Linked DNA regions of Homo sapiens: regions 1, 2, 3, 4, 6 and 7 are each linked to region 5. Evidence: chromatin contacts called from ENCODE Hi-C or POLR2A ChIA-PET data. All regions are on one chromosome and are shown on one strand. The core of a region is the stretch at or near the end of the contact, and the rest is flanking DNA. Distances in the headings are between cores, read along the strand shown. Region 1 holds the start of MRPL4 (mitochondrial ribosomal protein L4). Region 2 holds the start of ICAM1 (intercellular adhesion molecule 1). Region 3 holds the start of S1PR2 (sphingosine-1-phosphate receptor 2). Region 4 holds the start of ZNF426 (zinc finger protein 426). Region 5 holds the start of PIN1 (peptidylprolyl cis/trans isomerase, NIMA-interacting 1). Region 6 holds the start of ZNF266 (zinc finger protein 266). Region 7 holds the start of EIF3G (eukaryotic translation initiation factor 3 subunit G).

What was found. Hi-C counts contacts between places; a loop is a spot of excess contacts on that map. ChIA-PET counts read pairs that join two places held with the same protein, here RNA polymerase II (POLR2A). Pooled maps may share reads with other maps.
Region 1: a loop to region 5 is called in a map of CD4-positive, alpha-beta T cell, with 2.5 times the contacts of the local background. The contact joins the promoter of MRPL4 here to the promoter of PIN1 in region 5. A Hi-C loop is called at or near these places in 3 of 168 maps with a recorded cell type or tissue (CD4-positive, alpha-beta T cell, CD4-positive, alpha-beta memory T cell and naive thymus-derived CD4-positive, alpha-beta T cell), 1 of 37 single-sample maps with no recorded cell type and 11 of 50 pooled maps. POLR2A ChIA-PET finds 5 or more read pairs at or near these places in 2 of 52 experiments (BJ and PC-9).
Region 2: a pooled map shows a loop between it and region 5 (4-fold over the local background). The contact joins the promoter of ICAM1 here to the promoter of PIN1 in region 5. A Hi-C loop is called at or near these places in 2 of 50 pooled maps. POLR2A ChIA-PET finds 5 or more read pairs at or near these places in 3 of 52 experiments (GM12878, K562 and activated T-cell).
Region 3: a loop to region 5 is called in a pooled map, with 5 times the contacts of the local background. The contact joins the promoter of S1PR2 here to the promoter of PIN1 in region 5. A Hi-C loop is called at or near these places in 7 of 50 pooled maps. POLR2A ChIA-PET finds 5 or more read pairs at or near these places in 4 of 52 experiments (Caco-2, GM10248, H1 and 1 more).
Region 4: a pooled map shows a loop between it and region 5 (5-fold over the local background). The contact joins the promoter of ZNF426 here to the promoter of PIN1 in region 5. A Hi-C loop is called at or near these places in 7 of 50 pooled maps. POLR2A ChIA-PET finds 5 or more read pairs at or near these places in 2 of 52 experiments (HEK293 and WTC11).
Region 6: a pooled map shows a loop between it and region 5 (21-fold over the local background). The contact joins the promoter of ZNF266 here to the promoter of PIN1 in region 5. A Hi-C loop is called at or near these places in 10 of 50 pooled maps. POLR2A ChIA-PET finds 5 or more read pairs at or near these places in 3 of 52 experiments (activated CD4-positive, alpha-beta T cell and activated T-cell).
Region 7: a loop to region 5 is called in a map with no recorded cell type, with 6 times the contacts of the local background. The contact joins the promoter of EIF3G here to the promoter of PIN1 in region 5. A Hi-C loop is called at or near these places in 1 of 37 single-sample maps with no recorded cell type and 3 of 50 pooled maps. POLR2A ChIA-PET finds 5 or more read pairs at or near these places in 5 of 52 experiments (A549, Caco-2, H1 and 2 more).

What each region holds. Positions count from the first base shown.
Region 1 is chr19:10,250,625-10,254,518 of GRCh38, forward strand. MRPL4 (mitochondrial ribosomal protein L4) reads left to right here and starts at 1,590. Exons shown (of 9, transcript NM_015956.3): 1 at 1,590-1,686; 2 at 1,773-1,839; 3 at 1,927-2,077. The coding sequence starts at 1,630. RefSeq lists enhancers at 945-1,518, 973-1,122, 1,253-1,662, 1,519-2,092.
Region 2 is chr19:10,268,873-10,272,906 of GRCh38, forward strand. ICAM1 (intercellular adhesion molecule 1) reads left to right here and starts at 2,248. Exons shown (of 7, transcript NM_000201.3): 1 at 2,248-2,354. The coding sequence starts at 2,288. All of the region lies in intron 1 of LIMASI (lncRNA inflammatory and mucous response associated, antisense to ICAM1), which reads right to left. RefSeq lists enhancers at 1,810-1,899, 2,810-3,049.
Region 3 is chr19:10,229,165-10,233,073 of GRCh38, forward strand. It overlaps S1PR2 (sphingosine-1-phosphate receptor 2), which reads right to left and starts at 2,167. Exons shown (of 2, transcript NM_004230.4): 1 at 2,040-2,167. MIR4322 (microRNA 4322) reads left to right here and starts at 1,249; the gene lies at 1,249-1,321. RefSeq lists enhancers at 662-711, 792-871, 811-1,525, 2,672-2,721 and silencers at 1,052-1,101, 1,812-2,471.
Region 4 is chr19:9,536,960-9,540,678 of GRCh38, forward strand. ZNF426 (zinc finger protein 426) reads right to left here and starts at 1,686. Exons shown (of 8, transcript NM_024106.3): 1 at 1,616-1,686; 2 at 1,300-1,386. It overlaps ZNF426-DT (ZNF426 divergent transcript), which reads left to right and starts at 1,707. Exons shown (of 2, transcript NR_134921.1): 1 at 1,707-2,039; 2 at 2,447-2,771. RefSeq lists enhancers at 992-1,727, 1,734-1,783, 1,984-2,053, 2,708-3,719.
Region 5 is chr19:9,833,039-9,837,087 of GRCh38, forward strand. PIN1 (peptidylprolyl cis/trans isomerase, NIMA-interacting 1) reads left to right here and starts at 2,280. Exons shown (of 4, transcript NM_006221.4): 1 at 2,280-2,364. The coding sequence starts at 2,307. PIN1-DT (PIN1 divergent transcript) reads right to left here and starts at 1,977. Exons shown (of 2, transcript NR_183873.1): 1 at 1,826-1,977; 2 at 1,041-1,640. RefSeq lists silencers at 1,982-2,321, 2,352-2,571.
Region 6 is chr19:9,433,347-9,437,233 of GRCh38, forward strand. It overlaps ZNF266 (zinc finger protein 266), which reads right to left and starts at 2,227. Exons shown (of 11, transcript NM_001370374.1): 1 at 1,938-2,227; 2 at 1,762-1,847; 3 at 1,452-1,513; 4 at 729-889; 5 at 322-440. It overlaps LOC105372269 (a long non-coding RNA gene), which reads left to right and starts at 2,295. Exons shown (of 3, transcript XR_007067133.1): 1 at 2,295-2,426. RefSeq lists an enhancer at 2,018-2,147.
Region 7 is chr19:10,118,649-10,122,128 of GRCh38, forward strand. It overlaps EIF3G (eukaryotic translation initiation factor 3 subunit G), which reads right to left and starts at 1,251. Exons shown (of 11, transcript NM_003755.5): 1 at 1,192-1,251; 2 at 1,006-1,052; 3 at 440-523; 4 at 220-308; 5 at 20-79. The coding sequence starts at 1,211. RefSeq lists enhancers at 1-753, 754-1,509.

The DNA of each region.
Region 1 (3,894 bases), core at 340-2,839, 420 kb after region 5:
ACGCCTGTAATCCCAGCACTTTGGGAAGCCGAGGCGGGCGGATCACGAGGTCAGGAGATTGAGACCATCCTGGCTAACACGGTGAAACCCCCTCTCTACTAAAAATACAAAAAGTTAGCCAGGTGTGGTGGCGGGCGCCTGTAGTCCCAGCTACTCGGTAAGCTGAGGCAGGGAATCGCTTGAACCCGGGAGGCCGAGATGTGCGATCTCACACCACTGCACTCCGGCCTGGGCGACAGAGCGATACTCCATCTCAAAATACAAATACAAAATAAAAAAATACAATACAAAAATGAGCCGGGCTTGCGTACCTGTAGACCAGCTACTCAGGAGACAGAGGCAGGAGAATCCCTTGAGCTCTGGAGGTCGAGGCTGCAGTAAGCCATGATCTTGCCCATTGCACTCCAGCCTGGGCGACAGAGGAAGACCTTGTCTCTAAAAACCAAAACAAAGAAACTAAAAATAAGCATTCGGATTTGTTAGGGGGCGACAAGGGAGGCACTCCAGGATCTGTGGACTCCCCACTTTGTTCTGTCCTTGGAGAGCCCTGGAAGGTCTGAGAGGGGACGGGACCTGGTTTAAGGGGGTAGGGGAGAGGACCCTGGTCTAGGGGGTAAGGGACACAAATACCTAATCTGAGGGGTTTCGGGGGGACATGGCCCTGCCCTGGGGAATCTAAACTGGGAGGCATGGTCTGGCAGGCCCAATCCTGAAGGCTTTCTGAGGGCAATAAGGCCCTGCCTTTAAACAAATGAAAAAACGCCAGGCACGGTGGCTCACGCCTGTAATCCCAGCACTTTGGAAGGCTGAGGCGGGAGGATCACGAGGTCAGGAGATCGAGACCATCCTGGCTAACGCGGTGATACCCGTCTCTACTAAAAATACAAAAAATTAGCCAGGCGTGGTGGCGGGCGCCTGCAGTCCCAGCTACTCGGGAGGCTGAGGCAGGAGAATGGCGTGAACCCAGGAGGCGGAGCTTGCAGTGAGCCGAGATCGCGCCACTGCACTCCAGCCTGGGCAACAGAGCAAGACTCCGTCTCAAAAAAAACAAAAACAAAAACAAAAACAAAAACAAAAAAACAAATAAAAAAACAAAACCACATAACTGGATAAAGAAAAAACCATCTCCGACAGCCTTGGAGGCGGGATGAAGGCGTGGCCCGGTGGGCGTGACCAACAGCAAAAGTTTAAGCGTTATTGGCTGTATTCCTTAGTTGCTCACTCCAGAACTGCCCACTTATGGGCGGGGGTCACTCCTTCAGGCTTAACAGTCATTGGCTGAATTGGGCCAGAGAGGTCTCATTGGCTGAATTCCTGCACCGGCTCGTCGGAGGCGGGACCCAAAGTAGGCTAGGCCTACGGAAGCTGGGTCTTCTTGCTGTGAGGTCGCGTTCCCCAGTGTTACGGAGGGTCCTTGAGGCAGGAGTGAAAATTGGGTCTGGGGGTTAGTCCTGGGGTGGAGGTCTGGGCACGCCGGGTCGGACCCCCTCCATCTTCGGTTTTGCACACCCCGCTTTCCAGCGCGGAGTCGCGGCGGGTAGGGCGGCGTCGCGTGCGTGACGTCATCCAGCGGCGCCTCGCGAGGCTCCAGTGGCCTTGACCTCCCGCGGCGTGGGAGGCTGCGCGGCGATGCTGCAGTTCGTCCGGGCCGGGGCGCGGGCCTGGCTTCGGCCTACCGGCAGCCAGGTGAGGCCAGGGGCTGGAGGCGTGGTCGAAGGATGAAATTTGGGGGTGTCCAGGGGTCGTCTCTCACTTTCGCCCAACCCTTGCAGGGCCTGAGTTCCCTGGCGGAAGAGGCAGCGCGTGCGACCGAGAACCCGGAGCAGGTGGCGAGCGAGGGTAAGGCAACCGGGGTGGCTCCAGGAGGGGCGGCGACAGAGAGGTCTGACCCTTGACCCTAACCTCTGACCCCCGCAATCGCTCCAGGTCTCCCGGAGCCCGTGCTGCGCAAAGTCGAGCTCCCGGTACCCACTCATCGACGCCCAGTGCAGGCCTGGGTCGAGTCCTTGCGGGGCTTCGAGCAGGAGCGCGTGGGCCTGGCCGACCTGCACCCCGATGTTTTCGCCACCGCGCCCAGGTGAGCGAGGGCTGTAATGGTGAACTGAGTGGCAGAGGGATGAAGAGCGGGATTTCAGGAGTCACGATGACTTTGGGCTTGTACCCTTGGGAAAGTGCTGTATTTCTACAGCCTCCGTTTCTCCACCTGTCAAAGGGGAATGATGACAGTTTCCCCTGCTGTAGCGCTGTGTGAGATTGAAGCCTGAGAGGTGACATCATCTAAGGGTTAGGGAGACAGAATTCTGGAGCCCGACTGATTAGGTTCAAATCCTGCCTTCCCCTCTTGTCCCTCAGTGTCCCTATTTTGTCAGCGGTCGGGAGGTTGCTGTGATGAATAAATGACTTAATTCTGGCACATAATAAGTTCTATAGAAATGTTGATAATCTTTGTTAACTGGTTTTTGCAAATAAGAGCACTAAAAAGACTAAACCATTCCTCGGTGCCTGGAAGAGGCTGTTTGCATTTTAGTTACCCTGCTGTTCATAACATCTCTAAGAAAATGTAGGGGCCACCCTGGGCGCAGTGGCTCACGCCTGTAATCCCAGCACTTTGGGAGGCCAAGGCGGGCGGATCACGAGGTCAGGAGATCGAGACCATCCTGGCTAACATGGTGAAACCCCGTCTCTACTAAAAATACAAAAAAAAATTAGCCGGGCGTGGTGGCGGGCGTCTGTAGTCCCAGGTACTCTGGAGGCTGAGGCAAGAGAATGGCGTGAACCCGGGAGGCGGAGCTTGCAGTGAGCCGAGATCGCGCCACTGCACTCCATCCTGGGCAACACTCTGTCTCAAAAAAAAAAAAAAAAAAGAAAGAAAAGAAAATGTAGGGGCCAGTTACTGTGGCTCACATCTGTAATCCCAGCACATTGGGAGGCCGAGGTGGGCGGATCACTTGAAACCAGGAGTTGCAGACCAGCCTGGCCAACATGATGAAACCCCGTCTCTACCAAAAATACAAAAATTAGCCGGACGTCTTAGTGCAAGCCTGTAGTCCCAGCTACTCAGGAGGCTGAGGCATGAGAATCGCTTGCACCTGGGGAGATGGAGGTTGCAGTGAGCCGTGATTATACTACTGCACTCCAGCCTGGGCGACAGAGACAGACTCCATCTCAAAAAAAAAAACAGGTGAAATTGATTTCAATAATGTATTTAACCTGTATTTAAAACTATGTCGAAATCACATTGTAGCATGGGGCACTGGCCATGTTTCAGATGTTGAGTATGTGACTGTATGGAATGGTATAGAACTAGAGAGGAAAACCAGTCCCTGAAGAAGGTGGCAATAAGTGAAGTGTAATAGCAGGAAAAAAGTAATGGTAGGAAAAACAAGGAAGAAGGGGTGGCTTTTTTTTTCTGAGATGAAGTTTCGCTCTTGTCGCCCAGGCTGGAGTGCAATGGCATGCTCTCAGCTCACTTCAACCTCCGCCTCCTGGGTTCTACTAATTCTCATGCCTCAGCCTCCCGAGTAGCCAGAATGACAGACATGTACCACCGTGCCCAGCTAATCTTTGTATATTTTGGAGAGACATCACTTTGCCATGTTGCCCAGGCTGGTCTTACTCCTTGCCTCAAGTGATCCACCTGCCTTGGCCTCCCAAAGTGCCAGGATTCCAGGCATGAGCCACTGCACCTGGTCAGGGTGGCTCTTTCTTTAGAAGGTACCTTTCAGCAGTTATTGGAGCTGCTACCTGTAGGCTGAGAAAGAACCATCCAGGAGAAGAGTGTTTCAGGCAGAGGGAACAGCAAGTGCCAAGGCCCTGAGGCAGAATTTCAAGATGGGGTCAGTGAGGGGCAGAGGCAAATCGCCCAGGGCCCTGGAGGCAGAAGGGAGAATCCTG
Region 2 (4,034 bases), core at 998-3,497, 440 kb after region 5:
ATACAAAAATTAGCTAGGCGTGGTGACGCACCCCTGTAGTACCAGCTACTCGGTAGGCTGAGGTGGGAGAATCGCTTGAACCTGGGAGGCAGAGTTTGCAGTGAGCCGAGATCACACCACTGTGCTCCAGCCTGGGTGACAGAACGAGACTGGGGTTCAGAAACAAACAAACAAAACAACAAAGTCCTCCTCAGGTGACAGGAACTTGCACCTATCTGCCCTGTCATCTCCCTGCCCGCTCCTCTCCTCGAATCTCTCCTTTGCTAAGCCTGCTCCAGCCACACTGTTCTCCTGGCTGTTCCTTTTTTTTTTTTTTTTTTTTTTTTTTTGAGTCTCACTCTCACCCAGGCTGGAGTGCAGTGCCTCTATCTTGGCTCACTGCAACCTCCGCCTGCCGGGTTCAAGAGATTCTCCTGCATCAGCCTCCCAAGTAGGTGGAATTACAGGTGTGCACCACCACACCCGGCTAATTTTTGTATTTTGCATAGAGATGGGGGTCTCCCTATGTTGCCCAGGCTGGTCTTGAACTCCTGGGCTCAAGTGATCCTCCCATCTCGGCCTCCCAAAATGCTGGGATTACAGGTGGGAGCCGCGCCCAGGTGGATTTTTGTCTGACTCTGTTCATTCCTGTGTCCCCAGTACCTGGAAGGACGCCAAGCACACAGTAGGCGCTTAAAAAACATTGAGCCACATGTTGAGAAAAGAACGGCACCATTGTGGCTGCAAGTGGGACTTGGGCCGCGCGGGGGAGCTCGCGCACCTCGGGCCGGGGCAAGAGCTCAGTGGAACCCGCCCGAGGAAGAACCCGTGGCGCAGGATTTTCCCAGGCCTTCTGAGGACCAGGGGCGTCCCCCGTCCCACCCTGTGACTTTGCTCAGGCCGTTCCGGGGCGGGAATTCAGAACTCCTCAGCCCCCCAAGAAAAAAATATCCCCGTGGAAATTCCTTGGGAATGACCGAGGCGGGGGAAATATGCGTCTCTGGATGGCCAGTGACTCGCAGCCCCCTTCCCCGATAGGAAGGGCCTGCGCGTCCGGGGACCCTTCGCTTCCCCTTCTGCTGCGCGACCTCCCTGGCCCCTCGGAGATCTCCATGGCGACGCCGCGCGCGCCCCACAACAGGAAAGCCTTAGGCGGCGCGGCTTGGTGCTCGGAGACTTAAGAGTACCCAGCCTCGACGTGGTGGATGTCGAGTCTTGGGGTCACACGCACAGGCGGTGGCCAAGCAAACACCCGCTCATATTTAGTGCATGAGCCTGGGTTCGAGTTGCCGGAGCCTCGCGCGTAGGGCAGGGGTTCGAGCGCCCCTTCTCCCTGCCTCGCCTCTGCGCCTGGGGGCTGCTGCCTCAGTTTCCCAGCGACAGGCAGGGATTTCGAGCGTCCCCCTCCCCTCCCTCGTCAAGATCCAAGCTAGCTGCCTCAGTTTCCCCGCGGAGCCTGGGACGCCAGCGGAGGGGCTCGGCGCGTAGGGATCACGCAGCTTCCTTCCTTTTTCTGGGAGCTGTAAAGACGCCTCCGCGGCCAAGGCCGAAAGGGGAAGCGAGGAGGCCGCCGGGGTGAGTGCCCTCGGGTGTAGAGAGAGGACGCCGATTTCCCCGGACGTGGTGAGACCGCGCTTCGTCACTCCCACGGTTAGCGGTCGCCGGGAGGTGCCTGGCTCTGCTCTGGCCGCTTCTCGAGAAATGCCCGTGTCAGCTAGGTGTGGACGTGACCTAGGGGGAGGGGCATCCCTCAGTGGAGGGAGCCCGGGGAGGATTCCTGGGCCCCCACCCAGGCAGGGGGCTCATCCACTCGATTAAAGAGGCCTGCGTAAGCTGGAGAGGGAGGACTTGAGTTCGGACCCCCTCGCAGCCTGGAGTCTCAGTTTACCGCTTTGTGAAATGGACACAATAACAGTCTCCACTCTCCGGGGAAGTTGGCAGTATTTAAAAGTACTTAATAAACCGCTTAGCGCGGTGTAGACCGTGATTCAAGCTTAGCCTGGCCGGGAAACGGGAGGCGTGGAGGCCGGGAGCAGCCCCCGGGGTCATCGCCCTGCCACCGCCGCCCGATTGCTTTAGCTTGGAAATTCCGGAGCTGAAGCGGCCAGCGAGGGAGGATGACCCTCTCGGCCCGGGCACCCTGTCAGTCCGGAAATAACTGCAGCATTTGTTCCGGAGGGGAAGGCGCGAGGTTTCCGGGAAAGCAGCACCGCCCCTTGGCCCCCAGGTGGCTAGCGCTATAAAGGATCACGCGCCCCAGTCGACGCTGAGCTCCTCTGCTACTCAGAGTTGCAACCTCAGCCTCGCTATGGCTCCCAGCAGCCCCCGGCCCGCGCTGCCCGCACTCCTGGTCCTGCTCGGGGCTCTGTTCCCAGGTGAGTCGGGGTGGGGATTGCCGTCGGGCCAGTTCTCCGAAGCCCCGGGAGGACCGGCTCCCGGGTCAGGTCATGCATGCTTAGGTAGCTGTTTATGGGAAGGAGGGGCTAGAGACAGCGATTGAAAGGCAACAGCCAGTAGGTTCGAATCCAGACCCTGCATACCTCCACGTGTGGCCTTGGGCTATAGATTGCAGCTTTAAAAAAGGGTAGGGGGTTGGAGATGGAGGGGAGGGGCGGGCCTCGTTTTGTTGCCCAGGCCGGTCTTGAACTCCGGGGGTCTAGCCTTACCTCCTGCCTCAGCCTCCCGAGTAGCTGGGATGAGAGGTGTGAACCACCGCCTTGCTTGGCTAGATTGCGTCTCTTACAGTTTCTCAGCTGTAAAACGGGAAACGTTATAGCGGCCACCTGGCAGGGTATCTTGGCCCAGCGCAGCACCTGGCCCCAGGACTCGATCATGATGGTTTGGGAACTTGGCTCTGTGCCAACCCAACAAGGCTTAAGGGACCCCCACCCCCCTCAAGATGTATATTCTGTTCCTCATCCTCTCTGCCCCTGGGGAAGTCCAGGGCTGCTTCTACTTGGGGGAATTCCAGAGCTGACTTATCCGTGGCCCAAAGCTGAGAAGTGGGACGCCCCAGCACACCCTCCCCCAGCTCCAGCCCAGCTAGGGAAGAGGGAAGGGGTCAGAGGGTCTTTCATGGTGGTGTAAGTTTGGGGAACCAGGAGGGTGGGAGATTGACAGCTTGGTTAACAGCTCAACAAAGCCTGAGATCCAGGCCAGCACGGTAGTTCATGCCAGTAATCCCAACACTTTAGGAGCCCCAGGCGGGCGAATCACTTAAGGTCAGGAGTTTGAGACCAGCCTGGCCAACATGGCAACATCCCGTCTCTACTAAAAATACAAAAATTAGCTGGCATGGTGGTGGGCGCCTGTGATCCCAGCTGCTCGGGAGGCTGAGGGAGGAAAATCCCTTAAGCCCACGAGGCTGAGGTTGCAGTGAACCAAGATTGTGCCACTGCACTCCAGCCTGGGAGACATAGCGAGATTCTGTCTCAAAAAACAAAGCGTTCTGATCCGGACTCAGACCCAGATCGCACTGCTTTCTAGCTGAGTAACCATTTCTCTCTATGAAATGGGAATGGTCCCAGAATCTCCCTTGGAGAATGTATGGAGCCAGTGTCCTCACACCCCCATCCAAGATAGAACAAATCTGAGACAGGAATCTTTGAGTGAGGCAGTGCTGGGCTCAGACATTTTTTCCCACCTTCGGAGGCAGCAGAATCTGAGGGACCTGATCCAAATAAGCCCCTTCTTTCTTTCTTTTCTTTTCTTTTTTTTTTTTTTTTTTTTTTGAGACGGAGTCTCACTCTGTCGCCCAGGCTGGAGTGCAGTGGCGTGATCTCGGCTCACTGCAACCTCTGCCTCCCAGGTTCAAACGATTCTCCTGCCTCAGCCTCCCTGAGTAGCTGGGACTACAGGCATGTGCCATCACACCCGGCTAATCACTGTGTTAGCCAGGATGGTCTCGATTTCCTGACCTCATGATCTGCCCACCCTGCCTCCCAAAGTGCTGGGATTACATGCGTGAGCCACAGTGCCCACCCCGTAAGCCCCTTCTTTCTTACCTGCAAGGTAGCCAGTTGCTACCCATCCTGTGCTGAGTTACTTGTATTAGC
Region 3 (3,909 bases), core at 917-3,416, 400 kb after region 5:
CCTCCCACTCTTCCCCCAGGGCCATTCCACTCCAACCACACTAAACCTCCTCCATGCTACCCCTACCCCTACCTCCAAGCCTTTACCCCTGCTGTTCTTCTTGGGGCACACTCTTTTTCTCAAAAAAAAAATTTTTTTTTTTTGAGACAGAGTCTCACTCTGTTGCCCAGGCTAGAGTGCAGTGGTGTGATCTCGGCTCACCACAACCTCTGCCTCCTGAGTTCAAGCGATTCTCCTGCCTCAGCCTCCTGAGTAGCTGGGATTATAGGTGCCTACCACCACACCTGGCTAATTTTTGTATTTTTAGTAGAGATGGGGTTTCACCATGTTGGCCAGGCTGGTCTGGAACTCCTGACTTCAGGTGATTCACCTGCCTAAGCCTAGGAAAGTGCTGGGATTACAGGCGTGAGCCACCACGCCTGGCCTTTCCTCAAATCTTTGAATGACTGTCTCCCCATCTTTCAGAAAGGCAGGCCCTGTGGTTACAGTTCCCCCTGGTCACCCATGGAGCCCGTGGTAGCCACCCTACCTTATAGAAAGTGACCTTTCTATTTAAAGGTCACTTCCTCAGAGGGGACTCCCCTGACCCCCAGTCTACAATAGCAGCCATCTCCAAGCCTTTTCTAATCACAGAATCTCGTTTTATTATCTGCACAGCGCTTGCCACTATGGGAAACTATCATGATATCTTTCCTTTTCTGTCTGGCTTCCACCTAGACAGTCAATGCCTAAGGCCAGGGAGCAAGTCAGTTATCAGCCCCTACAGGGATGCCTGGCACAAATAAAACACTCAGAAAACGTGTGGAATGGGCAAATGAATGAATGAATGAATGAACCAATGAACAAAGGAGACCCTAGTGGGTTCCCAAGGGTGGAAACTCCTAAGCTCAGCCCAGACCCAAACAGCAACAAAGGAGCCTGGAGACACCTCTGGTCCGCGGGCAGCGCCCCCATCGCCCACCATCAACCAGGCAAAGCCCAGCGTGTCTCCATGGAGATGGCAGCAGGACCCGACCCCGTGCTGGCCCGCACTCTCGGCCTCCTTATCTGGTTTAGGAATGCGCGGTATCCACGCTCGCTCGCGCGGGAGCCACGCCTCCTCTCCCCCCCGCCCCCGAGACCGCCACACGCGCGGGGCCCCCACGTCTCCAAGCGGCACTGGAAGGATTCCTCTCCGTCCCGCCAGGGGTCCCGCCTCGAGATTCTGGGAAGACTGGGGGTGGGGGACCAGATCGCAGCAGCAGCTGCACCGCGAGTTCCGCGCCTGGCCGTGTCGCCCCACGAGGGGGACTGTGGGCTCAGCGCGTGGGGCCCGGAGCATCTGACAAGGACAGAGACAGAGGAGGGGGTGGAAATCCCCGGGTGAGTCAACCCGTGCCTGAGAAGGGGGCGAGTTCCGACGCTCCGCCCGGCTCGGGGCCACGCGAGGTCCGCGCCACGCGCGCCTTCACCCACGACCCATCCCTGAGCCGGAGTTGAAAGAGGAGGCGTCTGAGCCACGCAGTCACTTTCTCTTTCCTTACAAAACAAAGCCACGCCCCCCGCCGGGGGACCGGAGGAGGCAAACAACTTGGGGAAACCGAGGCAGAAAGCCCGACGTCCGACCGCCCTCCCCGTGGGTGCCGCCCCTTGGCTTGGAGGCTCCACGGCGCGCACATCCTTTTGCCCTCGCTCAGCCGGAGTCAGCCAGGAGGGGTGTTGCCCCCCCCCAAACACACTCCCCAAGACCCCGGTCCCCGAGCACGGCGTCCTGCCTCCCAAAGACTCCAGTCGAAAGCGCTCGGATTCAGCCTTCTCCCCGGCGCCAACTTCCTGCCGCTGAGAAAGGCGGGGAGCACAGTCTGCGGGTTCGCGGCCGAGGCAGTGGGGGCCGCCCGGATTCTTGGAGAGGGCGCACTGTGACCACCCGCTCCGTGCAGCAGGAACCCAGGCGGCGCGTGCGCGCCCCAGCCCCCCGATTGGGGCCCCTCAGCTCGGATCCCGAGACCTCAGGGGACCAGGCCCGCCTTTTCTGCCTCCTTGTCGCCACGCGCGCTCACCTGGCTAGGCCGGCCCGGCTCCCGGCCCTGGCCGGAGGGGCCTTGGCGTCTGCGTCCCCAGGGCGGCCGCGGCTGGGGCTGGGGTTGCCAGCCGGGCTCGGCTAAGTCCCGGGGCTGGGACGAGGGACAGAGGGGGGGGCGGAGAGCCGCCGCCTCTGCCCCCCGCTCGCCCCGCCCTCCTCTCCTCCCCTTTCCGGCGGCGGCTGCAATGAATTCCAGATGTGACCGGCCGGCTGGCCGGGGCGCACGCGGGGGCCGACAGGAGCTGCACGGAGGGCCCTTTGTCCGCCCCCCCCACCCGATCTCTCACTCTGCCCCTCCCAGCCCCCACCCGTGAGAACCGGCCGGCGCGAAACGTCACGCAGCCTGGTGACGTCACAGTACTCCTGGCCAGGTGGCCTCAACCTGAAACAACTGTCTTCAACCCCAGGTTACCTCTGGGCTTACCCCTGGGACCCTGGACTTGGAAGAAAACACGAGGTCACATTTATTGACTCAACAAAGAGCCTTGGAAGTACCTACTAGGTGTCAACGCAGCAAATAGGCATTAAGTGCCTACTGTGTGTCCACCCAACAAATAAATTCCTACTAAGTGCGATGTCCTGTCCCAAAGACAAAATTGATCTCTTTTTTTTTTTCTTTTTTTGAGACATGGTCTTGCTCTGTCATCCAGGCCAGAGTGTGGTGGCTCAATCATAGCTCACGGGAGCCTCAGCCTCCTGCCTCAGCCTCCAGAGTAGCTGGGACTACAGGTGCGCCATCATGCCTGGCTAATTTTTTGCAGTTTTTTGTAGAGATGGGGTCTCGCTGTGTTGCCCAGGCTGGTCTTGAACTGCTGCATTCAAGCAATCCTACTGCCTCAGCCTCCCAAAGTGCTGGAATGACAGGCGTGAGCCACTGTGCCTGACCAGTCTCTCCCTTGATAGGACCTCCAGAATTCAGGTGCTGCCCTGTTTCCCTTGGGGGACTGGGGACACTCCACACTCTTTCCTGCCTCTGTAGATCACTGTCCCCTCTGGCGGGGCCCAGTTTGTGCCTGCCTTCCAGCGTCGGGCCCAGTCTTCTATCCAGATTTCCAATTTTCACTAATTCCTGGGCATTTCTGTGTGCCTGCCTGCGGAAATGATGGACACTACACCTTCATCGAATGATGTGTGTGTGTGTGTGTGTGTGTGTGTGTGTGTGTGTGTGTGTAACCAGCAGTTCGACAACAGGATAGGAAAGCCCCTCATTCCAGCAACAAAATTTTTTTGTTTGAGACAGAGTCTTCCTTTATCTCCCAGGCTGGGGTGCAGTGGTGCCATCTCAGCTCACTGCAACCTCTGCCTCCCAGGTTCAAGCTATTCCTGTGCCTCAGCTTCACAAGTAGCTGGAAATACAGGCGCGTGCCACCACGCCTGGCTGATTTTTTTGTATTTTTAGTAAAGACAGGGTTTCACCATGTTGGCCAGGCTGGTCTCGAACTCGTGACCTCAAGTGATCCGCCTGCCTCGGCCTCCCCAAGTGCTGGGATTACAAATGTAAACCACAGCACCTGGCAACAAATATTTTTTATGCACCTACTGGGCACAGCAGTGAACAACAACAACAGCAACAAAAAGGAAAAACTCCTTGACCAGATGGATTTTTTTTTTTTTTTGAGACAGAGTCTAGCTCTGTCGCCAGGCTGGAATGTAGTGGCACTATCTCGGCTCACTGCAACCTCTGCCTCCCGGGTTCAAGCGATTCTTCTGCCTCAGCCTCCTGAGTAGCTGGGATTACAGGCATGCGCCACCATGCCCAGCTAATTTTTGTAGTTTTAGTAGAGATGGAGGTTTCACCATGTTGGCCAGGATGGTTTCGATCTCCTGACCTCATGATCTGCCCGCCT
Region 4 (3,719 bases), core at 436-2,935, 300 kb before region 5:
CCATCTCTACTAAAAATACAAAAATTAGCCGGGCGTGGTGTGCGGCTGTAATCCCAGCTACTCAGGAGGCTGAGGCAGGAGAATCGCTTGATCCTGGGAAATGGAAGTTGCAGGGAGCTGAGATCACACCACTGCACTCCAGCCTAGGTGACAGAGCAAGACTCTGTCTCAAAAAAAAAATAATAATAATAATAATGACAATCATTAATTAATCAAACATGAAACAGTGGCTCAAACAATCACCTACAGAATGGGAGTCAAATGATGATAAACAGTGAAAGTTCCGCAGTTCATTATCCATGAACCAAATTCACAAAAACTCTATAGGCCTCCTTCTACCAATAAGACTAAAACCCTAAAGTCACAAAAACCACAGTTCTGGACTCCTGGTATAGATCACACCTACTCCCAGGGGTCTCAAACTAGGGGTCCTAGGGCTGACTAGGCCCACAAATATTCAGTTTGGTGGCATCTGTATAGAATATTTAACTCTTTTTTTTTTTTTTTTTTTGGAGAGATGGAGTCTTGCTATGTTGCCCAGGCTGGTCTTAAACTCCTGGGCTCAAGAGATCTTCCTGCCTCAGCCTCTCAAAGTGCTGGGATCACAGGTGTGAGCCACTGTACCCAGCCAGCTTTTTTTTTTTTTCATTGATATACAATCAATGTAGCTTAAAATGCACACATCCTTCGTTTCTCTTTTTTTTCTTTTGAGACGGAGGCTCACTCTGTCTCCCAGGCTGGAGTGCAGTGGCACGATCTCAGCTCACTGCAACGTCCGCCTCCTGGGTTCAAGTGATTCTCCTGCCTTAGTCTCCCAAATAGCTGAGATTCCAAGACCCCACCACCACGCTCGGCTAATTTTTTTTCTATTTTTAGTAGAGACGGGGTTTCACCATCTTAGCCAGGCTGGTTTCAAACTCCTTAATCCAACCATCCTGTTCATTGTAAATTTGATTATTGTGATACTAGAATAATAAAGCCTTCATCCTTTCCCTCTGGAGGTCTGATTAAGAAGCTCTCTTGGGATGTACAGGCCTAGGAACTCCATTCGAAGATAATGAATTATTATTCTTAGTATTCTTTAGCAGAAAGACTTGCGGTCTACAAACGTTTATATTCACATACACAAATACGCACACCCTATAAACCTAAAAAGCATCTTTATCTTTCGCCATGAAAGTAATGGTCAAAAATAAAACACAACACAATAAGACGAAACCAAACTTACAGATGAAACATTCGTTTGCATAAGAGAAGACAGAAAAGGCCCCCTAGAACCAACTTTCACCCAGTGCTCACCGGAACACTCAGAAATCGCCAGGTCCCTGAACCGGGAAGATCCTGGGGACGGAGCCAACGCGGATGCAAAAGGCAGCAATTATTTTCCTGCCGGAAAAAAATTCACAAACGCTGCTTTGGAGGCCTTTGGAGAGGGGCGCACAGATGAAAACACCCTGCGGACACCGTAACTATAAACCCGACTCCTCCCGAGGAGCGACGGTCCGAGCGGACGCTAGCGGGCCCAGCAGACACGAGCAGAGCGGGCCAGGCCTCTCTAACGTCCGGGCCAAACCCGTCCTTCACCCCAAAACCAGTTCATCTCCTCGGAACTCACCCAGGCCAGTGAGGCCTTAACTCTGAAAGGCAAAAAGACTCTCAGGCGCTCACAGCCGGCGTCACAAAAGGAACGGCGCACCGCTGACGTCATTTACGCTCTCCGCCTCGGGCCAGGCGGGGTTTCGGGACTAGGGTTTCTGCCGTGTAATACCTCCTCGAGGCAGAAAAATTCTACTTTCCATCTGCTTGGCTGCGGAGGACCTTGGGGTGGGCTCAGCGTGGGGGCTGCAGGCAGAAATGGGTCCAGAAGGCAAGGTCGAGGTTAGAGCCAAGCCTGTGGGCAGGGCTACGGGCAGGGGGCGGGGAGGAATGTGGGTCCAGGCCCAGAGGAAAAGGTTGAAGTTATAGCCAGGCCTGTGGGCGAGGCCGCAGCAGGGCGGCCATAGGGGAAGGAGCCAATGTGTTATGCATGTAGAAAATAGGTAACTACGTCTTTTGCTCTGTTACTATTTCAACATTTGATGTAAAAAACATTTTCTATGCAGCTAAAAGAATTGTTTTTAAAAATAATTTCTAGGTTTTCTGCCTTGCTTTAAAACATCTTTTCTTTTTTTTTGAGACAAAATCTCACTCTGTCACCAAGGCTGGAGTTCAGTGGAGCCATCTCAGCTCACTGCAACCTCCACCTCCCAGGTTCAAGCGATTCTCCTGCCTCATCCTCCCAAGTAGCTGGAATTACAGGTGCATGCTGCCACACCCTGCTAATTTTTGTATTTTTAGTAGAGGCAGGGTTTTGCCATGCTGGCCAGGCTGGTCTTGAACTACTTGTCAGGCCTCTGAGCCCAAGTTAAATCATCATAAACCCTGTCACCTGCACGTATACATCCAGATGGCCTGGAGCAACTGAAGAACCACAAAAGAAGTGAAACAGCCAGTTCCTGCCTTAACTGATGACGTTCCACCATTGTGATTTGTTGCTGCCCCACCCCAACTGATCTCTTGACCTTGTGACATTCTTCTTCTGGACGAGTCTCAGGAGTTCCCCACCGAGCACCTTGTGACCCCCGGCCCTGCCAGCAAAAGATAACCACCTTTAACTTTCCACTACCTACCCAAATCCTATAAAACTGCCCCACCCCTATCTCCCTTTGCTGACCCCTTTCTCGGACTCAGCCCACTTGCACCCAAGTGAATAAACAGCCTTGTTGCTAACACAAAGCCTATTGGTGGTCTCTTCACATGGATGTGTGTAACATTTGGTTCCGAAACCTGGGACAGGGGGACTCCCTTGGGAGACTGGCCCCGTCCTCACCCTCACTCCGTGAGGAGCTCCACCTACTACCTCGGGTCCTCAGACTAGCCCAAGGAACATCTCACCAATTTCAAATTGGGTAAGCAGTCTCTTCACTCTCTTCTCCAGCCTCTCTCACTACCCTTCCATCTCTCTGTCCTTCCAATTCCAGTTCTTTTTCCTCTCCAGTAGAGACAAAGGAGACACATTTTATCTGTGGACCCAAAACTCCAGCTCCAGTCACGGACTCAGGAAGACAGTCTTTCCTTGGTGGCTAATCACTGTAGGGATACCTGCCTGATTATTCACCTACATTCCATTGGTGTCTGATCACTGTGGGGATGCCTGCCTTGATCATTCACCCACATTCCCTTGGTGGCAAGTCAATTGCAGGGCTGCCTGCTTTGGCTGCTTACCCACATTACAGCCCAGGGCTGCTCACCCCCACCCCACTCCACTGCCTTCTCCATGTCTCTACCTTTCTCTTTAAACTTACCTCCTTCACTATGGGCAATCTTCTGCCCTCCATTCCCTGTTCTTCTCCCTTAGCCTGTGTTCTCAAGAACTTAAAACCTATTCAACTCACACCTGACCTAAAACCTAAATACCTTATTTTCTTCTGCAACACCACTTGGCCCCAGTACAAACTTGACAATGGTTCTAAATGGCCAGAAAATGGCACTTTTGATTTCTCCATCCTACAAGATCTAGATAATTTTTGTCATAAAATGGGCAAATGGTCTGAGATGCCTGACATCCAGGCATTCTTTACACATTGGTCCGTCCCTAGTCTTTGCTCCCAATGTGACTCATCCCAAATCTTTCTTGTTTCTTTCTTGTCCTTTGAATCCTCCTTTTCTATGGACCCATC
Region 5 (4,049 bases), core at 1,030-3,529:
TTGAACTCCTGACCTCTTGATCCACCCACCTTGGCCTCCCAAAGTGGTGGGATTACAGGCGTGAGCCACCGCACCCAGCCTTTTATTTTTATTTATTTATTTATTTTTTGAGACAGAGTCTCCCTCTGTCACCCAGGCTAGAGTGCTGTGGCAAGATTATGGCTAATTGCAGCCTCTTAACTCCTAGACTCAAGAGATCCTCCCACCTCAGCCTCCCAAGTAGCTGGGATTACAGGCACGTGCCACCACACCCAGTGAATTATTTTTGTAGAGATAGGGTCTTGCCATGTTGCCCAGGCTGGTCCCCAACTCTGGGCTCAAGCGATCCTCCTGCCTTGGGCTCCCAAAGCCCTGGATTACAGGTGTGAGCCACCACACTCAGCCCTTGGATTGGATAATTCTTTTGGTGGGGGCTGTGCCTTGAAGGATGTTAGCAGCATCCTTGGCATCTAATACTAAATGCCAGTAGCCAGTAGTATCTCCTGTTCCAAAATGTCTGAAGGTGTTGTAACAACCAAAAATGTATCAAGATGTTGCCAAATGTCCCTTGGGAAACAAAATCGCTACTGGTTGAGAATTCTGTTCTATTGTTTATTTAAGACGCTAATATTAGGGAAGTTTGGGTGAAGGGTACATGAAAACCCTACTGTTTTTGTAACTGCCCATGTCTAAAATTATCTTTATAAAAAGTATCTTTTTAATATTATGCTAATACTTGTAAAAAATGTTCTATTAAAACTTAAACTTTTTTTGTTTTTTGAGATGGAGTCTCGCTCTGTCACCTACGCTGGAGTGCAGTGGTGCGATCTCGGCTCACTGCAACCTCCGCCTTCCAGGTTCAAGTAATTCTCCTGTCTCAACCACCCGAGTAGCTGGAATTAAAGGTGCCCACTATCACGCCTGGCTAATTTTTGTATTTTTAGTAAAGACAGGGTTTCACCATGTTGGCCAGGCTGGTCTCGAACTCCTGACTTCAGGTTATCCACCCACCTCGGCCTTCCAAAGTGCTGGGATTACAGGTGTGAGCCACCGAGCCTGGCTTGAGTGCTTTATGTGGATTAATTTATTTAATGTTCACATCAAACAGAAGGATGTAATTGCTTATCCCCGCTTTGCAGATTGGGAAACCGAAGTACAGAGTAACGTTAAGTAATCAGTTCAAGGTCGCATAGCAAGTGTCAGTCCCAGGCTTTAAACCCAAGTCTGGCTCCAGACTTCTCTTAGCCTTCTACTGCATCCTGCGTCTAATTTGTTGTGGGCAGGTTTCCCTATGAGTTCACTTCACTGAGCCTCATTCTTTTTAACGGTCACATAGGGTTCTATGCTAGGTGAACTGTAGTTGCACCCTTTGCTGTCAGTGTCTTCAACTCCCATATCTACCCACAGTTCCCCAACTCTGGGTCCCCAAATACCTCCCCTGTGTCCCACGGGCTCTGCAGACTCTATTTTAAGTTGGCTAAAACTGAGCCCATCTCCTCCCACCTGCACCTCCTCCGTGTTCTTATATGAATGTCAATGTCGGCACCCACTGGTCACCCAGGATGGAGGAAGGAGCCAGACTGCGAGGGAATAAAGGAAGTAAGCAGGTTCCAAAGGACGTGGAAGGCCTTTGGGTCCAGAGCCTAGGGAAAAGTTGAGCCCTGCAAAAAATAAAAGAGGCTGGGTTAGCTTTGGACATCTGTGGGAAACAGGTGGGAAGAGGGAGGATGGAGGAGCCAAATTTAAGCATCGGGTACTTAGGTGCTCATCTCCAAGGCAACTGCATTGCTATGGCAACAGCAGAGGCAGCACCGCCCCGCCCAAGTACCTCCTGGACCGCCGTTACCTCTGCACCAGCCAGACTCTTCCGCATGGGAGGGCTGGGGGCTTGCGGACCTCCGGGAACAGCTCAGGCAGGCGGGAGTTGCTGCGGCATTAGCCAATCCATAAGCTCTATCCCGCCTGGGTGGGCTCTGCGGCGACGCGCGCCAAGAAGGGGTCGGGAGTTTTTTGGCGCTCGCTAAAGGGCGTTGAGAAGGGCGGGCCCGCGTCGCTTCGGACCACTCAGGAGCCGAGGAGAGCGAGTGGGCGGGGCCAGGCTGAGGCTGGCCGGGGGCGGGGCGCAGGGATAACGTGGGAGGGTCCGCCCAGCCTTTCTTCTACCCAATAGAAGGCCAGAAAGCCAATCCGGACCGTTAGGGAGCCCAATGGGCGTCGCCGCCAGGCCCCGTTGCAGAGCGCGTCTAGCCAATAGGCAGCGGCGGCGGGCGGGCGCGGGCGACAGGCGGCGCAGCTGAGGCGGAGCAGGCGCTGCGGCAGGAGGGAAGATGGCGGACGAGGAGAAGCTGCCGCCCGGCTGGGAGAAGCGCATGAGCCGCAGCTCAGGTGCCGCGGGGGTCGGGGCTGGGGCGGGACTGCGCGGGCCCGCGTAAGCAGGGCTCGAGCTCGCCCCTTGGGCGCGGCGGCAGCGCTGCCTCCCTCCCATGGGGTCCTGGCTCTTCCGCGTCGTCCCCGGGGTAACGGCCCCGGCCCGCCCTGTTGTGGGGACTGCGAGCCTCAGGAGCCGCCGGGAAGCCTGAGGAAGCTGAGGCAGGGGGCTGGGCGGGTGAGGGTCCGGGGAGTCCGGGGCGATGGCCCTGGCCCTGCCGGCCCGGCTGATACCTCTCGGCCTAATGCACCTGACACCCCGGGGGACGTCTCTGCACCTTGCTGGGCCCGGGGGCACCCCTGGGAGGGAGACACCCCAGTACCCTGCAAAGGGCGTAGGGTGTTGCCCGGCCTCGGGTCCACAACCTACCCCTGCTAACACCCCTACTGTGTACACCTAATGCTGAGTCTGCGACATCGCCCGTGACATTCTGCCAGACGATGGCCCCTGTGCTTAGGCCCGATTTAAGGGTTAGCCACAATGATAATATTGCCAGTAACAGGGCATGTTTTTCTCTGTGTCAAGCGCTTTAAGTTCTCTCTGAATTGCCGCAACTCTGGGAGCCAGGTAGTTATTACTTCCACCTTACCAGCAAGGAAACTGAGGTCAGAAAACTGAAGGAACTCGTCCAAGATCATTCATTTCAGGGGCCGGGGGTTGGATTAGGACCTAGGCAGTTTGCCTACAAATCCCCCTCCCCGTGTCACTGCAAACTCCTGAGGAGCAGGCCCAGCATCTGTGGGCAGGTCCCGAGTCACTCTGCTGCCTCTAGAGCCCATAGCAATCGCATTTGCAATAATAATTCTCCTTGGTTGAGTGCCAGGTTCTGGTGAACTGTTTGGATACATGGACTCTCCTCATTAACCCCATGAGGTTTGATCTCCTTATTCTCTATTCCCCATTTTTCAGATGAGAAAACTGAGGTGCAGGGAGATTAGAGCCCATTGCCAAGGTTTTAGAGTGAGTCAGTAGCTCAGCTGCATTTGCACCTGGAACCCGCGCTCTCGCCCACCCTGCTCTAGCCCTGGCCTGTGGCTGGGACCTCCAGCATAAACCGGATGCTCTGCCCAGCTCTGGGCCCATTTCTGCTGTTTCTGCTCAGTTCAACCCTGATGGCTTCCTTTATGGGTGACACTCCATGTCACCCAGGCGAACTGTCAGCCTTTGGAGTGGCACCCAGTAGGGTCTTTACTTCCAGTTTCTTGTTCACAGTCTTCACTCCTTCATACCCCTCACTCCCTGGGTAACATCGGGCCACCAGTAATGCTGGTTCCTAGCTCTGCAACACCATGCACGGTGTAGTAGCTAAGAGCAGAGCTTTCGGGTGTGAAGTACCTGAGTACAGTTCCTGCCTTCCCCTGTGTGTGCCTGGAACAGAGTAAACACTCAGGAAGCGTTACCCACTGCTGCCATTCCCAGAGATGCAAAAGGTGAGGTCTCCGTTTTGCCATCTATACAATAGAGATAATAAAGGCTATCCCACTCTTAATGTGTGCCAGTTTCTGTCCTAGGCATTTTGTAGATGTGTGAGCTTATTTAGTGCTTTCTTATTATTATTTTTGGAGATGGTCTCACTGTGTGGCTCAGGCTGCAGTGCAGCCTCTGCCTCCCAGGCTTAAGCAATCCTCCCACCTCAGCCTTT
Region 6 (3,887 bases), core at 977-3,476, 400 kb before region 5:
TGTATGAGTGTCTATAAGGAGTCACGCAGAGTGCTTACTCTGGACATTCCTTCAGGGAAACGAAGGACTAATTTAGGTAGGAGAAGGAACCCAAAAGTGAATTGAAAAAAACAACGAGAGAAGTTTTGTCTGTTTATGAATATACATATTTCCTAAGACTAATAATTAACATCAGTGAATTTTCATGGAGAGCTTATTTTTCAGTGATCAAGCACTGATTCTCATTAATCCCTTGAATTAATTTCTTATTCATGTAATTAAAACACATTCATGCTTCTCCTATTTTCCCTTGATTTACATCATTTGTCAGATATCACTTACTTTGGCCAGGCACAGTGGCTTATACCTGTAATCCCAGCATTTTGGGAGGCCGAGGTGGGTGGATCACTTGAGGTCAGGAGTCTGAGACCAGACTGGCCAACATGCTGAAACCATCTCTACTAAAAAAAAAAAAAATACAAAAATACAAAAATTAGCCAGGCATGGTGGCGCACACTTGTAATCCCAGCTACTAGGGTGGCTGAGGCAGGAGGATGGCTTGAAAACCCAAGAGGTGGAGGTTACAGTGTTTCAGTGAGCCGAGATCCTGCCACTGCACTGGAGCCTGGCAACAGCGAAACTCTGTCTCCCAAAAGATATCACTTACTATTTCCTGTCATACATTTAAGATTAAATTATCCCACCACATTGTTTCCCCAACCAAAGAAAGAATACTGACTCTGTCAAACCTGGGAGTAATCTTTGATGCACTCCTCTCTCTCACCATAGAAGTGGAGTCAGCCAATTCACAGAATGCTTTGCCCAGCTCTTATTTCCTTCCCCTTCAGTATGGCTAAATCATACCATATTTTTGGTCTCAGCTTGCATATCACTCTTTTCTTAGCATTGCCTATTCCAAAGAAAAATAGAGAAAATAATTCTGTCCTCTACTTTACTTACAGACCTTCATCAATTTGTAATACACTTATTTGCTTGGTTACATGACAGCCTCCTCCACTAGTTTACAACCTCCCTAAGAACAGCCCTAGGCTGAATTTTTTTACTATGCCTTAATTAACCATTCAGACACTCATCCATTTACAGGATACACCAATAAATGAAGGATACATTTAAACACGGCACAGAATACAATCAGAACTACCAAAATGTATAACTTTCTGAAAGAACGAGTGACTGCGCAAAAAGACAATATAACGGATAAACAGTGTCTGCTAGTTTTAAAGAGACTAAAAGACATGAAACTTGGATACGTAATAGATCCCAAAACAATCAAAACCATATATTGGAACAAAGTGGAGAACTGTACCTTTTTACACAGGGTACATATTAACAACATTTTAAATTTTCTGGGGTAATAGTATTATGGTTTTAAAAGGACATGTCTTTATCCACAGGACACGTATTACCAAGCATTTAAACCTTAAGTGTCACGCCTGCAATGTTCAACTTACTTCAAAGCCTCCATTCCTTCTTCCTAAAAGCCCGTTTTGAAGCTCTGTGGGGAGGTACAGGCCTAGGAAGTTCAGATAAAAAGAATAGCTGAGTATTCTTGCTTTTCTTCAGTAGAAAGACTTCTGGTCTACAAACGTTTATATTCACATAGAGAAATAACCACACCCCAGATACCTAAAAAATAGCTTTATGTTTCTACCTGAATGTAGAGTGTCAAAAGTAAATACAGGATGCGCAAAGAGAAAAACAAATTCTCAGATAAAACAGGAGGAAGAAGCCCCCGAAACCAACTTTCACCCCAGTACTCACCGCGACGAGCTGGACTCGCCAGGTACGGGAGATTGGGGGGATGAAGGACCAGTCAACCTGATTCGAACGACGAAAACTCGTTGTTTCTGGAAAAAAAAAAGTCACAAAGAATTGCTTTGGAAGAGTTTGAAGCGGCAATCACCGTGTTTGCAAAAATCGTGAGGAAGCGCCCTTACGACAGATCCCGAAACGGCTCCTGGCCCAGGGCCGTCGCAGTGACAACTCGAGTGGCTTTTTGAACCTGGCGGCGCCAGGAGGACCCGCGCGGCCCCGGCGGACGCGAGCGGAGCAGGCAAGGTCTCTCTAAGGAGGCCCCTCGGCGGCCTGGGGCAAACCGGTACTTTCGCCACCCCTTCCACCGCTGGCTCCCACCCGTCATCCGACCTCGCCAAAGCTGTATTAAGCCCAAACGCCACCAGGAAGAAAACGGGTTTGGCGGCGCGGAGAAAGCGCCGGAAAACACAGCAGCGCTCCGTGACGTCACTTCCGCCTCCAGCCTCAAACCTGGAGGAGCGCTCGGGAACTGCAACCTCAGCCGAGCTGAACAACCTCAGGCAGAGAGATTCTGGTTTACTCCCCAGTGGCTACGGAGACGCCTTGGAGGCCTTGGAGTCTGCTCACCTTGAGGGATGGAGGCCAAAAGGGGCCCAGAGCACAAGGCTGAGGTTAGAACCAGCCCTGCGGACGGGGCTAACCTAGGGTGGGGTCGGTGGTGTTGGCAAAGTTAGAGGTGGGGGCTCCCCCACAGGATGTGCACAATGCTCACAAAAAGCTTTTATTCTCACCTCCTCCCACGTTCCTAGCACCCTCAAAATGATGCTTCCTTTGATAATCCTGCCAGTCCATGATATGGCCTATCTCCTCCATTCATTCAATCTAGTTTTAGTTTTTTATTTTGTTTTTGTTTGAGACAGGGTCTCACTGTGTAGTCCAGGCTGGCGTGCTGTGGGGCGAAACTCATGGGCTCACGCCATCATCCCGCCTCAGCCTCCCGAGTAGCTGGGTCTACAGGCGCAGGCCACCATGCCCGGCTAATTTTTTTTCCCCCAGAGTTGAGGTATGTTACCCAGGCTGATCTCAAACTCCTGGGCTCCAACAATCATCCCGCCTCAGCCTCCCAAAAGGCTGGGATTACAGGCGTGCACCACGGCGCCGGGCCCAATTCAACTTGAGGCCAATATTTCCCCTTATTTCATTTATCTGGACGCCATGCTAAATTCTAATAGTTGATTCCTTTGTGTATTCAATATGCTGATACTTTTTGTAAATGTTGATTTTTTTTTCTTTGACTAATATATTGTTTTCTGAGATCTTACAGTGAGTTCCAGGGCCTCGTTGTAAAATACCGCGTTGTAAAATAGCACTGATATCAGGCATTCACTTCTGCAGGAGTGATTCTAGTTTCTCCAGAAATCGTTTTTGCTGTGCTTTGTAGTGGGTGGCCTTTATGGAGTTAATAAAGTTATTTTGAACACTGTTTTACTAACATGAAGAACTGTTCATGTACATTATCAAATATTTTGTGAATCTACTGAACTGGTAACTATTTTGCAGTTAATTTTTCAACTCAAAAAGATTTTCTTTTTTAAGTTTCCTCTCTTGCATTAAGAAGTCTTCATAAACTCTAGATTACATATAGATTTCCTAATTTTCTTCTGCAGCATATTACTTTAAAAACATTGAAATCTTTCATACTCATGGAATGTGTTTCAGTATGTGGTGTGGGATAGTGGATACAATATCTCTTTCCTCCAGAAACACGGCCAATTATTGTAGTACCACATATTGATAAACTGTCCTTGATTTACTGATTTCAAATTCCATGTTTATTAAACTATAAATTCCTATGTATACCTGTATCTGATTCTAGACTCTATGCCAGTAATACATTTACTTATGCCAATATCAAGATCATAATCTTTTCATTCCAGTGGTTTTGTATCAACTAATAATATTCCGTGGTAATAATAATAATAATGGTAGCTTTTTTGTTTGTTTGTTTTTGAGACAGTCTTGCTCTGTCACCCAGGCTGGAATACAGTGGTACGATCTCGGCTCACTGCAACCTCCACCTCCTGAGTTCTAGGGATTCTCCTTTCTCAGTCTCCTGAGTAGCTGGGATTATA
Region 7 (3,480 bases), core at 1-2,500, 280 kb after region 5:
TGGGGAAGAAGAGCCTCACCTTCCTCCTTGCGACAGCCTTTGAAGCCTTCCGGGTCTCAATCCTGAAGGTGCGGACAATCTGAGGATGGGAGGGGAGAAGGGTCAGGCTCCTGGGACCAAGGGATCTCCTTTATCAACCTCCTCAACACACCCCACCCCATTCCGGTCTATGGGCCCCCAAGCACAAGGGTCCCCACTCCCTGCACCCCCCACCCTCACCTTGAACTTCTTGCCATCCTCATCTATCTTGTACTCTGTCACTGTCTTTATGTTTCCGTTGATGACCTCCTTGGGAGGCGGCAGTGGAGCTGGCAGAAGGGGAAAAACAGAGAAAGACTGAGCCCTGGGTCATGGGGATCAGGAGCGGCAGGGCTGGAGGGAGAGGCAGCCCGGACACCGAGTGGCAGTCCTCACTCACCTCCCGGCAGTCCTCACTCACCTCCCGGCAGTAGCTCTGGCTCTGGGCTGGTGTCACCTGTGGCCAGAGGGATCCCCTTGAGGAGCTCGCTGGTGACACATTTGTCTGCAAAAGGCAGCGTAGGAAGGAGGAGTCAGCTCCAGGGGCAGGAGCTCCCCAGCTGCGATGGAAGGGCTTTTGGGATGACGCCTACAGCAAAAGCGGAGAAAGGCAGGCCAAGGGCAGAGGGCTGGCCAGGCAACGCACTGGGATGGCCCTGTGGGGACTCGGAGTGGCAAGGATGGGAGATCCCTCGTAGGAAGGTGGGTGCCAGGCCATGAAGCCAACCAGGCGCCAGTAGAGAAACAGGAGACGGGAGATTACAACTTCCTCCCTGGAGGGGAACAGCTGGGAGGCAGTGGCATGGGAGGAAGAGGGACCCGCCGGGGAACACCTGGAGTTGGCAACAGGCGGGTCCCAAGGAGGATGGCGCGGGGCAGGGGCAGACCGTGACGGGGTACACGGTGCCAGACTGGGAGATGGAAGCAGGCGGCAGTCACACGGCTTGGGCCTGGCCGCGAATACCCCGGGCGACCGTGTACACTTACCGTCCTCCCCCTCCTCCTCCACCTGGTCGGCCCAACTGGGCTTCGAACTGCGGAAACAAATGTGTGGGGAACGAAGATTAAGTCAGCCAGGCCCGGCTCCCGCAGCCTCGGCGTACCCAGGCCCCATAATACTTCCCAGAGCACCCCAACCGCTTCCCGTGCCCCTTTCCGCGATCGCCGACTCACTCAAAGTCTCCAGTAGGCATCGCAAAAAGTATTCTCCACGCAGCCCAAGCCCGGCCAGAGAGCGGAAGCGGGCGAAAACGAGACTTCCGGTGCCGCCGTCGCCGCCTAGAGGGGCCCAGCCGCGGCACCCACAGCGACACCTGCGGACGGAGGTGGAGGCGCACGCGGCTGTGTATGCTACTGGGCGCTGCTGGTACCAGAGTAGGGCCAGCGGGGGCAGAGGCTGATTTCAGGGCTGGTCCTATTAACCTTTAAAATTAAAATAGGCCAGGCGAGGTGGCTCAAGCCTGTAATCCTCGCACTTTGGGAGGTCGAGGCGGGCGGATCACCTGAGGTAAGGAGTTCGAGACCAGCTTGGCCAACGTGGCGAAACCCCGTCACTACTAAAAACACAAAAATTAACTGGGCGTGGTAGTGCGTGCCTGCAGTTCCAGCTACTCGGGAGGCTGAGGCAGGAGAATCGCTTGAACCCGGGAGGCGGAGGTTGCAGTGAGCCGAGATCGCGCCACTGCACTCCAGCCTGGCGACAGAGCGAGACACCGTCTCAAAAAAAAAAAAAAAAAAAAAATTAGCCAGGCGTGGTGGTGGGCACCTGTAATCCCAGCTACTCGGGAGGCTGAGGCGGGAGAATCGCTTGAACCCAGGAGGCGGAGGCTGCAGTGAGCCGAGATCGCACCACTGCACTCCAGCCTGGGGCTGCAGAGTGAGACTCCGTCTCAGAAAAATAAGTAAAATTAAAATAAATAATAATAATCATAAAGCTCACTTATTGAGTGCTTATTGTATATGAAGCATGGTGAGGAGGATATTACTTCCATTTTACAGCTGAAGAAACTGAGGCTCAGACTGGGTGCAGTGGCGCCTGCCTGTAATCCCGCACTTTGGGAGACCAAGGCGTGGGGATGGCTTGAGGCCAGGAGTTTGAGACAAGCCTGGGCAACATAGTGAGACCCCTGTCTCTAAAAAAGAAAAAAAGAAAAAGAAAGAAAAAAGAAACCAAAGTTCGGGGAAAACAATCCTTTTGCTTAAACTGTTCCTTGTCTTCTTTCCCGATCCCAATGATTCAGATGCCAAGTGGCCTCCCCTCAGCCACTCCCTCTTCTTTTCTTTGTAGCATTCTTGGCTTTCCGGTATAATTTTGTGCATTTACTTGTTTATTGCTCAGCTCCTTGCTCTAAGCACAACCGTCCTCAGTCGAAGTGATTCATGATGACTCCCCAGGGGAAAAAACTGGTCCTCAGGGAGGAAAAAAATCTTAGATATTGTGGTCTTCCAAAGCCAGCTCTATCAGACAGCATTTATCCCTAAGTATTTAGTTTCTGCCTTTAGGGAGATATTAAATGTAATTAAATTGAAATTAATTTAGTTGATGTAAATTCAATTTTAGGATAATTCGGGTTTTCTCCTAAGAAGGGTGATAATGAACAAAAAACGTTTGACAATGTCGGACGCAGTGGCTCACGCCTGTAATCCCAGCACTTTGAGAGGCCAAGATGGGCAGATCTCTTGAAGTCAGGAGTTCGAGACCAGCCTGGGCAATATGGCGAAACCCCGTCTTTACTAAAAATACAAAAATTAGCTGGGTGTGGTGGCCCGCGCCTGTAATCCCAGAACTTTGGGAGACTGAGGCAGAAGGATCACTTCAGCCCTGGAATTCGACCAGCCTGGGCAACACATAGTGAGACCCCCCATCTCTAAAAAACAACTTTTTTTTTTTTTTTTGAGATGGAGTCTCACTCTGTCGCCCAGGCTGGAGTGCAGCGGCGCAATCGCGGCTCACTGCAACCTCTGCCTTCCGGGTTCTAGTGATTCTCCTGCCTCAGCCTCCCGAGTAGCTGGGATTACAGATGACCACCACCACGCCGTGCTAATTTTTGTGTTTTTAGTAGACGGTTTAGTAGAGACGGGGGCCCACCTCGGCCTCCCAAGGTGCTGGGATTACAGGTGTGAGCCACTGCGCCCGGCCCTTAAAAAAATTTTTTTTTTTTAATCAGCTGGGCATAGTTCTGTGTGCCTGTAGTCCCAGATACTCAGGAGGCTGAGGTGGGAGAACAGCTTCAGCCCAGGAGGTTGAGCCATGATCATGCGACTGTACTTCAGCCTGGGTAACAGAGAGAGACCCTGTCTCAAAAACACACACACGCACACACACACACGCAACAAAACAAAAAATAACTTGTAAGGGAGAATGCCCTGAGAAAAATAAATAAGAAGACAGGAAAAAAAAGTTTATGCTTTTTTATCCTCTGAGTTGTGAGTGAGGAGGCCACTCAAGTGTTTGGAATATCA